3 separate regions of the Mus musculus genome follow, and all the other regions are linked to region 1. The links are chromatin loops, found by intact Hi-C in ENCODE. Cell type or tissue: heart. All regions are shown on one strand.

Region 1 (2,500 bases):
CGGGGAAGACCGGCGGAGTGGCCAGTTAGGACGCAAAGCCCAGGCTGGGCTGATATACAAACAGGTGCGGGCAGAGTTTTCTGCCAGTAGCCGGCGATGGTAGACGTTAAATGACCATTGCCCACGTGAGTATAGAAAAGGCTTGAGCCAGAGAGGCTGAAGTGGGTTTGATTTTATTCCCCCCTGAGATTTGTACCTCTTCCCATGTCCACTTGAGGTGAAGTGCTTCTCCAAAGTCCAACCACAAGGCTTGGGGCCCTTGATGTTGGGGCCTTCCCAGCTCAGGGGTTCTTCATGTTCTCTATGTACAACTATGAAGCACTTTGCACATGCTCAGGCCCCAACCCTTGGTTTTCTGAGACAGGGTTTCTCTGTATAGCCCTGGCTGTCCTGGAACTCACTCTGTAGACCAGGCTGGCCTTGAACTCAGAAATCCGCCTGCCTCTGCCTCCCAAGTTCTGGGATTAAAGGCGTGTGCCACTACTGCCTGGTGCACATGCTCCTTAAATGCTCTCACTCTCCAGTCTGTCTCCATCATTTGCGGAAACAAGCCAGTGTCCAGCTGTGTAGCTGAGGAACAAGTTCCAGGAAGATGAGCTCAGAGTGAAAGTGCACACAGGAATGTTAATGCATTATTTTATTTCCCAATTCCATTTCCACTGTGGTGTAAAATAGCTCCAGAGAGAGGCTTGATATTGTTTTCCCCCTCAACCATTATGCCCGGAATTTGTCTGCAGGTCTCATTGTTTTCTGTTTCTGGGCCTTTATGTCCTGAGGCTCAGCCTCTGATGTGAGCCTGGGAAACAGACACACCTCCGAGGCAGCTGGCGTGAATCATGAGAGGAGAATAAAAGAGAAACAGAGCTGAAGGGGGAGGGGAGGGATATCACAGAACCCCAGAAGGGTAGCAATGGTCAGAGAAGAGTATGAATACTTCTAATATTGGTGGCACGGACTCCAAAACTGGGACCAGCAGTTGGCATATAACAGAGAACTGTTCCATGAAAAGAGAAGATAGCCAGGGGAGTAGCCAGTAGGGCTAAGAAGTTCTCCTCTGGGGCCGGAGAGATGGCTCAGCAGTTAAGAGCACTGACTGCTCTTCCAAAAGTCCTGAGTTCAAATCCCACAACCACATGGTGGCTCACAACCATTCGTAATGAGATCTGATGCCCTCTTCTGGTGCATCTGAAGACAGCTACAGTGTACTTAGATAATAAATAAATCTTGAGGCTGGAGCAAGCCAGGCCCACCAGAGTGGGCAACCTTCATTCCCAGCCACCACATGATGGCTCACAACCATCAATACAGCTACAGTGTACTCATGTACATAAAAATAATAAAATCTTTTTAAAAAGGAAGTTCTTGGGCTGGAGAGATGGCTCAGTGGTTAAGAGCACTGACAGCTCTTCCAGAGGTCCTGAGTTCAAATCCCACAGCCACATGGTGGCTCACAACCATCCATAATGAGATCTGACACCCTCTTCTGGGGTGTCTGAAGACAGCTACAGTATACTTACATATAATAAATAATAAATAAATAAATAAACTAGGATTGAAAAAAAAAGGAAGTTCTCCTACACACACACACACACACACACCAGCACTATAATATTCTCAGCTTCCTAAGTGCTGGGATATACAGACATGTGCTGTCATGACTGGTCTCAACCTAGGCCTTTTTAGGGACTTACCAACCACTACTGCTCCTTACTTGGGCTGAGTACTGGCTGATTTTTTGTGTCAACTTGATACACCTGGAGTTATCACAGAGAAAGGAGCTTCAGGTGAGGAAATGCCTCCATGAGATCCAGCAATAAGGCTGAGAAGTGATCAAGGGGGGAGGGCCCATTTTGGGTGGTGCCTGCCATTCCTGGGCCGGCAATCTTCTATAAGATGGGTTCTATAAGAGAGCAAGCTGAGCAAGCCAGTAAGTAACATCCCTCCATGGCCTCTGCATCAGCTCCTGCTTCCTGACCTGCTTGAGTTCCTGTCCTGACTTCCTTTGGTGGTGAACAGCAGTATGGAAGCTGAATAAACCCTTTCCTCCCCAACTTGCTTCTTGGTCATGATGTTTGTGCAGGAATAGAAACCTGACTAAGACAATACTGCTACATATCTCTGTGGCTTTGGTGATGTTGCCCAGGCCAAAGGCCCCAGGGCAAGAAAGGATACAGCATGTCTTGAAAGAGTGGCTGGGCTGGGAAGGTGCGGGAGCAAAGGCCTTCCAAAGATGATTGCAAGGTCTGGGTCATGTGTTGGTCATTTAGGAGACCCATGCTCTGGACCTGAAGAAGAAGGGACAGGAAAGTTATGCCCTTTCTAACTGTCCCTCACCTCCCATATTCTTTTGATTTCCCAGTGGCTTCAGTGGCCAGAGCTTCCACCTTCTGCAGAGAAGATGGTCCTGAGGGCCTGGCCTCATACAGCTAGCTACACAGTACCCTCTTTCCACTCACCTGCAGGAGGAAGCCATGCAGGGCCTGGAGTGTATCGTTTGAGA
Region 2 (2,500 bases), 82 kb after region 1:
TTTCTTTGTGTAGCCCTGGCTGTCCTGGAACTCTGTAGACCAGGCTGGCCTCAAACTCAGAAATCCACCTGCCTCTGCCTCCGGAGTGCTGGGATTAAAGGCGTTCGTCACCACTGCCCAGCTTGAATTGCTTTTTAACATTTGAGACCTTAGAGGTAAAGCTAGGCGTGCATTTGCAGGTCAGATTACTTGAAAGTAATTATTTGATCGAGCACAGGAATTCAGAGCCAGCCCAGGCAACCTAGCAAATTTCTGTAGAGGAAAAAAGAATAGAGAAGTAAGTCAATTCAAACCAGTAGAGGGAGAAAATAGTGAAAACCAGTGATAAAGCCAAAGAAATGGAATAAGTAAGGCTTAGAAGACACCATGAAAATTTGAACCCAGTACATTAATACATAAATAAAAATAGAATTTAAATGTTCCATTCTGGGTGCCATAAAGGGCTTTTGTTTCCAGTATAATTCAGTAGTTTTCTTTTTTATTTATTTATTTATTTATTTATTTATTTATTATATGTAAGTACACTGTAGCTGTCCTCAGACACTCCAGAAGAGGGAGTCAGATCTCTTTACGGATGGTTGTGAGCCACCATGTGGTTGCTGGGATTTGAACTCCTGACCTTCTGAAGAGCAGTCGGGTGCTCTTACCCACTGAGCCATCTCACCAGCCCCAGTAGTTTTCTTTTACCGTATTTTGAGACAGGTTCATTGTGTTCCTGCCTGGCCTCACACTTGCATAGATCCTCCTCCCCAGTGCTAGGACTACACTGGTGTACACTGGTGTACCATCCCACCCCACCAGTGTTTGTCTGTGCAGTTGCACGCCATTATTTCATTCATTTTTTGAAACAAATGTTAAATTCAGTAGCTAATAATAATAGGGAAACTTTTCTTACAATCTAATCTCACTGAGTCAAAACATACACACCCTTTGTTTGCTTTTTAGATTTTTGTTTTGAAACAGTCTTGTTGGTCTTACTGGTCTGGAACTTAGCCTGTAAGAGTGGCCTCAAACTCAGAACCCTACCTGCCTCTGCCTCCTGAGTGCTTGGATTACACAAGTTGGGCATGCACAACTGCCCTGCTGTCATTCACACACACACACACATATACACGCGTGCGCGCGTGCGCTTAAAAAAATAAAATTAGAGGATATCTTAAATAATTATAAGTTTGAGTGTGACACTCTGAACTGGTTCGTTGTGGTAAGGAATCTTGAGCTGGTGAGTTTGGTGGTGGATATGGTTGTCTCCATGAGCTTGTTGATTATTAGTTTTCTAGAATAAAACTAGATGGTAGGAATCCTTGTTACATAGGTAGCAATCATACATGATTGCTGTGCCCTTGGAGACCAGAAGAGGGCATTGGAGAGAGTTTGGCATATGTTAATACTCACATTCTGTCTGTACTTAGTTGGTTTCTTTGTTGCATTGCTAGGGTGTGGTGATTTGGATGTTTGTTTGCTTGACACTGTGTTCTTTGTGTAGTCTTGACTTTTCTGGAATTGACTCTGTAGACCCCATGCTGACCTTGAACTCAAAGGAGATCTGCCAGGATTAAAGTTGTATATCACCACCAACTGTCTAGGGAGTAATTTGAAATTGGGTCTCATTTATTCCTGACTGTAGCAGGGTTATGTGTGTGACCAAACTGTTCATTATCTCAGTTGTTGATATTTTGTAATTTATCTGAAATAGCTTCTGGTCCAATTTGACTCTTGTGTTTCCCTATAGACAGAGGCTGATGTGAATCCGAAGGCCTATCCCCTCGCAGATGCCCACCTCACCAAGAAGCTGCTGGACCTTGTTCAACAGTCATGTAACTACAAGCAGCTTCGGAAAGGAGCCAATGAAGGTAAGACATCCACAGGGTGATGATGGGGTGCTGAAGGTTCGTTTTCAGCGGTCTCTGAATATCTAGTTTTGAAGAAGGACTGGGTTTGGGGATATTTTATTTTCTCTTTCACTTTCTTCTGTCTTCATTTGTGGAGACAGGTCTTCCTGTATTCCCAGGGTGGCCTCAAACTCCCCAACCCAAGCAGTCCTCCTACCGAAACCTAAGTGGTTGGGTACCTGTGCATCCCAAGAACTTTTTTACCCACCAATGAAACACATTGTCATTAAATTGTACCGCTCTTCAGAACCATCAAAAACAAAGACATTTTAATGCTTTTCATTCTCTGACATTGTGGGATTCATGAATTTCAGTGGTTCTTAGATATATCTCCCTTATGTGCGGAGTGGGAGCAGGCTGAGGGGTTTCGTGTTTTGTTGGTTTGTTTGGAGAAAGCTTTGTGAACCCAAGCTGGCCTTACAAATTTACTAGGTAGCCTGATCCTCCATCTCTGTCATTACAGATGTGTACTACCACGTTTGGCTATGGGTTTTTTTGTTGTTGTTTTGTTTTTTAATATGGTTTTTTGAGACAGGGTTTCTCTGTGAAGCCTTGGCTGTCCTGGAACTCACTTCGTAGACCAGGCTGCCCTCGAACTTAGAAATCTG
Region 3 (2,500 bases), 73 kb after region 1:
ACCCAATAAACTCAACCTGTCTTCGAGACTGCCCGAGGCTTCCTGCACCCTGTCCTGGCTCCCAGCCCCACCACCATTCTCACAGGTCACATGAGACAGATGAGGAGTTAGATGCTCACCGGGTGACATACTTCAACAAGCCAGACTTGATGCCTGGGAATTTCATAAAGGGATGAATATACTTGGCTGTGATCTGGCTCCTGAGCCCAAAATCATCGCTGCTTTAGGAGCAGGTAGACAGTTAAGTGAATCTGCTAGTACTATTCGCACCTTGGAGGTTGTTAAGGACAGAACAGGACTCCATAAGGAAATCCACCCCTATGTCATCCAGGAACTTAGACCAACTTTAAATGAATTGGGAATCTCCAATCTAGAGGAAAGAACTGGGCCTTGACCAAGGGAACTCCCCTTGATGGGCTTCGCAAGGCCTTACTGCTAATCGCTGCTCGACTGGAACAGTCACCTGGAAATGTTTCCTTTGAACAAACTTCCCTTTGAGTATCAAGCCATAGTAATTGGACTTTAATAAAGGAAAATGAGTTTGAACTAAAAAGAGGGAGCAGGGGAGGGTTCCTGTGTGCTTGAATGAATACAGAGTCAACAAATGATCCAAAGAGCAAATGCAAGAAAGCTGTGACTCTTTCTAGTAAGGACAATGACTTGGTCAAGTAATCGAGGAAGATTGTATGAAGAGATACCATGATAGTTTGTGCATGTTTGGTCTAGGGAGTGGCACTATTAGAAGGTGTAGCCTTGTTGAAGTAGGTATGGCCTTGTTGGAGGAAGTGTCTCTGTTGCTTTAAATTTTTCTCAGCCCTAATTTTAACCACGGTTCTTAAACCCCTTAACCTCCCTTCTAGCCCACCACCCACCAGAGGTAGTGGAAAAGAAAGGTTATTAGGATATGGGGAAAGTGGATCTGTTTAGAAATTGTTCTTTGGAGCAAATCCCATCTGCATTGTCAGGAAATAAGCAGTTTGCAGGTTAGCAGTGGTAGCTTGATCCACTTGCAATGCAGACACTTCACAGAACTTCCACCAATCCAGTTCCACCGTGTTGGGATAGCAACAGTGGTGACTTAACAGAGATAGCCAGGTCTCAGCCAGATTGGCACAAGTCAGCAGGAGGAAGAGAACCATCAGGGATGACAGAAACGATGCAGAGATCAGCAAAGACAGGAAACCAAGAAGCTTAGCAGAGCTAGTTCTACGAACAAGCCCCTCTCATAGTCTGTTGAGCCGATTTATGCCCTCCAGACATCACGTGTCCTCCACGGTGCTTGACTCAGCATGTGTCTGCCCTCAGCACATCTGTCTTAACAAAACAGTGTGAGTCTGTATCAGCTGACATCATTCTGCCAATGGCCTGAGTGGCAAAGAAGTGCCAACACACCACCAGGGGTTTTTTGGTGCATTTCTATCTATGGAATCATGGCAAATGGAGCTCAACAAGGCAGACCAATACATGGGTGTCATTAGCAAAAATCCTTCATCATCCTTTTACGCGCTTGCTTTAGCAAAACATCCTTTTACCTGTGTCTGCTTCAGCCAAACACTCATTCACGTATCTGCTTCAGGAAAACACTACTTCATGTGTTCGCCCCAGCACCATCCAACACAACTGACTTTCTAAAGAGCCCTTAAATTTCTACTTCATGTGTCATTTTGGGGGTGGGCTTTGAGGCCCTCCTCCTAGCTGCCTGGAAGACAGCAGTCTTCTCCTATCGGCCTTCAGGTCAAGATGTAGAACTCTCAGTGCCACCCTTGCCATGCCTGCCTAGATAATGCGATGCTCCTGTCATACCAGTGTACTGGCAGGGAAGTGTTAGTGAACCCAAAAAACCAGACAGGAACCAATCAGATGTAAATCACAACAAGGCTTTATTCATGAGTGTGGGCTCCACGCCTGCCAGTTCTGGATGGCTTTAATGGAGAAGAGCCCCAGAAATCTATCAGGGTAAGGCTTTTTAGAAAGCTCCAAGCCTATGTGGGTTGGGGGGTGGGGTTCTAGCCTGGCAAGCATCTAATTGGAAAGCTACTATGGCCTTTAGCTGTGAGTCAAACCCTAAACTTAATTTCTGCTTCCCTCTGCATTGGTGGTCATAAGGTGGGCTTGTTGGCAATTAACTTGGAGACTCTGGATTTGTTGGGGTTAGCCTAGAAACTGGAGCTAGGCTCGGGTTTTGTTGGGGGAGATCGAGGAGACACTGGTCTTGTTGGGGGGTAACTTAGAAATCAAAGTTAGGTACCGGCCTGCTAGTTTACCTGAATTTAAGTTCTCTGAAATGCAGTCTGAACTTGAAAGATTTGGTCTCTCACCAGGAAGTGTTCATGAACCTCGAAAGGCCAATGCAATCACACAAGGATCTCTTTATTCACAAGCTCAAGCTTGGGGCTTAACCCACAAGACAGTTCCAGTGGAGAAAAGCCCTGAACACTCACTGGGACAAGGTTTTACAGAAAATGGCAAGCGAAGGGTGTGTCTAGCCTGGCAAGGATGG

What was found. Peaks named below come from ENCODE experiments on the same cell type or tissue, not always from the same donor. Only the 100,000 strongest peaks of a DNase experiment are listed, where the experiment ranks them.
Region 2: it touches region 1 in a loop (2.3-fold over the local background); 2 of 42 quality-filtered maps call a loop at or near these places.
Region 3: it touches region 1 in a loop (2.4-fold over the local background); 14 of 42 quality-filtered maps call a loop at or near these places.

Annotation. Positions count from the first base shown.
Region 1 is chr15:82,124,938-82,127,437 of GRCm38, reverse strand. Mei1 (meiotic double-stranded break formation protein 1) reads right to left here. Exons shown (of 31, transcript NM_028897.3): 29 at 2,457-2,500; 30 at 2,173-2,285; 31 at 624-824. The coding sequence ends at 779. Among named protein-coding and RNA genes, the nearest start is that of Ccdc134, 1.7 kb to the left of the region's middle. In heart, a CTCF peak has its summit at 1,199 (motif pointing left); a DNase peak (open chromatin) is centred at 537; H3K4me3 peaks cover 314 bases; H3K27ac peaks cover 342 bases.
Region 2 is chr15:82,043,250-82,045,749 of GRCm38, reverse strand. It overlaps Snu13 (SNU13 homolog, small nuclear ribonucleoprotein (U4/U6.U5)), which reads left to right. Exons shown (of 3, transcript NM_011482.4): 2 at 1,733-1,853. Among named protein-coding and RNA genes, the nearest start is that of Snu13, 3.1 kb to the left of the region's middle. In heart, a CTCF peak has its summit at 1,348 (motif pointing right); no DNase peak of the experiment used is centred here.
Region 3 is chr15:82,051,545-82,054,044 of GRCm38, reverse strand. No RefSeq gene overlaps it. Among named protein-coding and RNA genes, the nearest start is that of Snu13, 5.2 kb to the right of the region's middle. In heart, no CTCF peak of the experiment used is centred here; no DNase peak of the experiment used is centred here; H3K27me3 peaks cover 725 bases.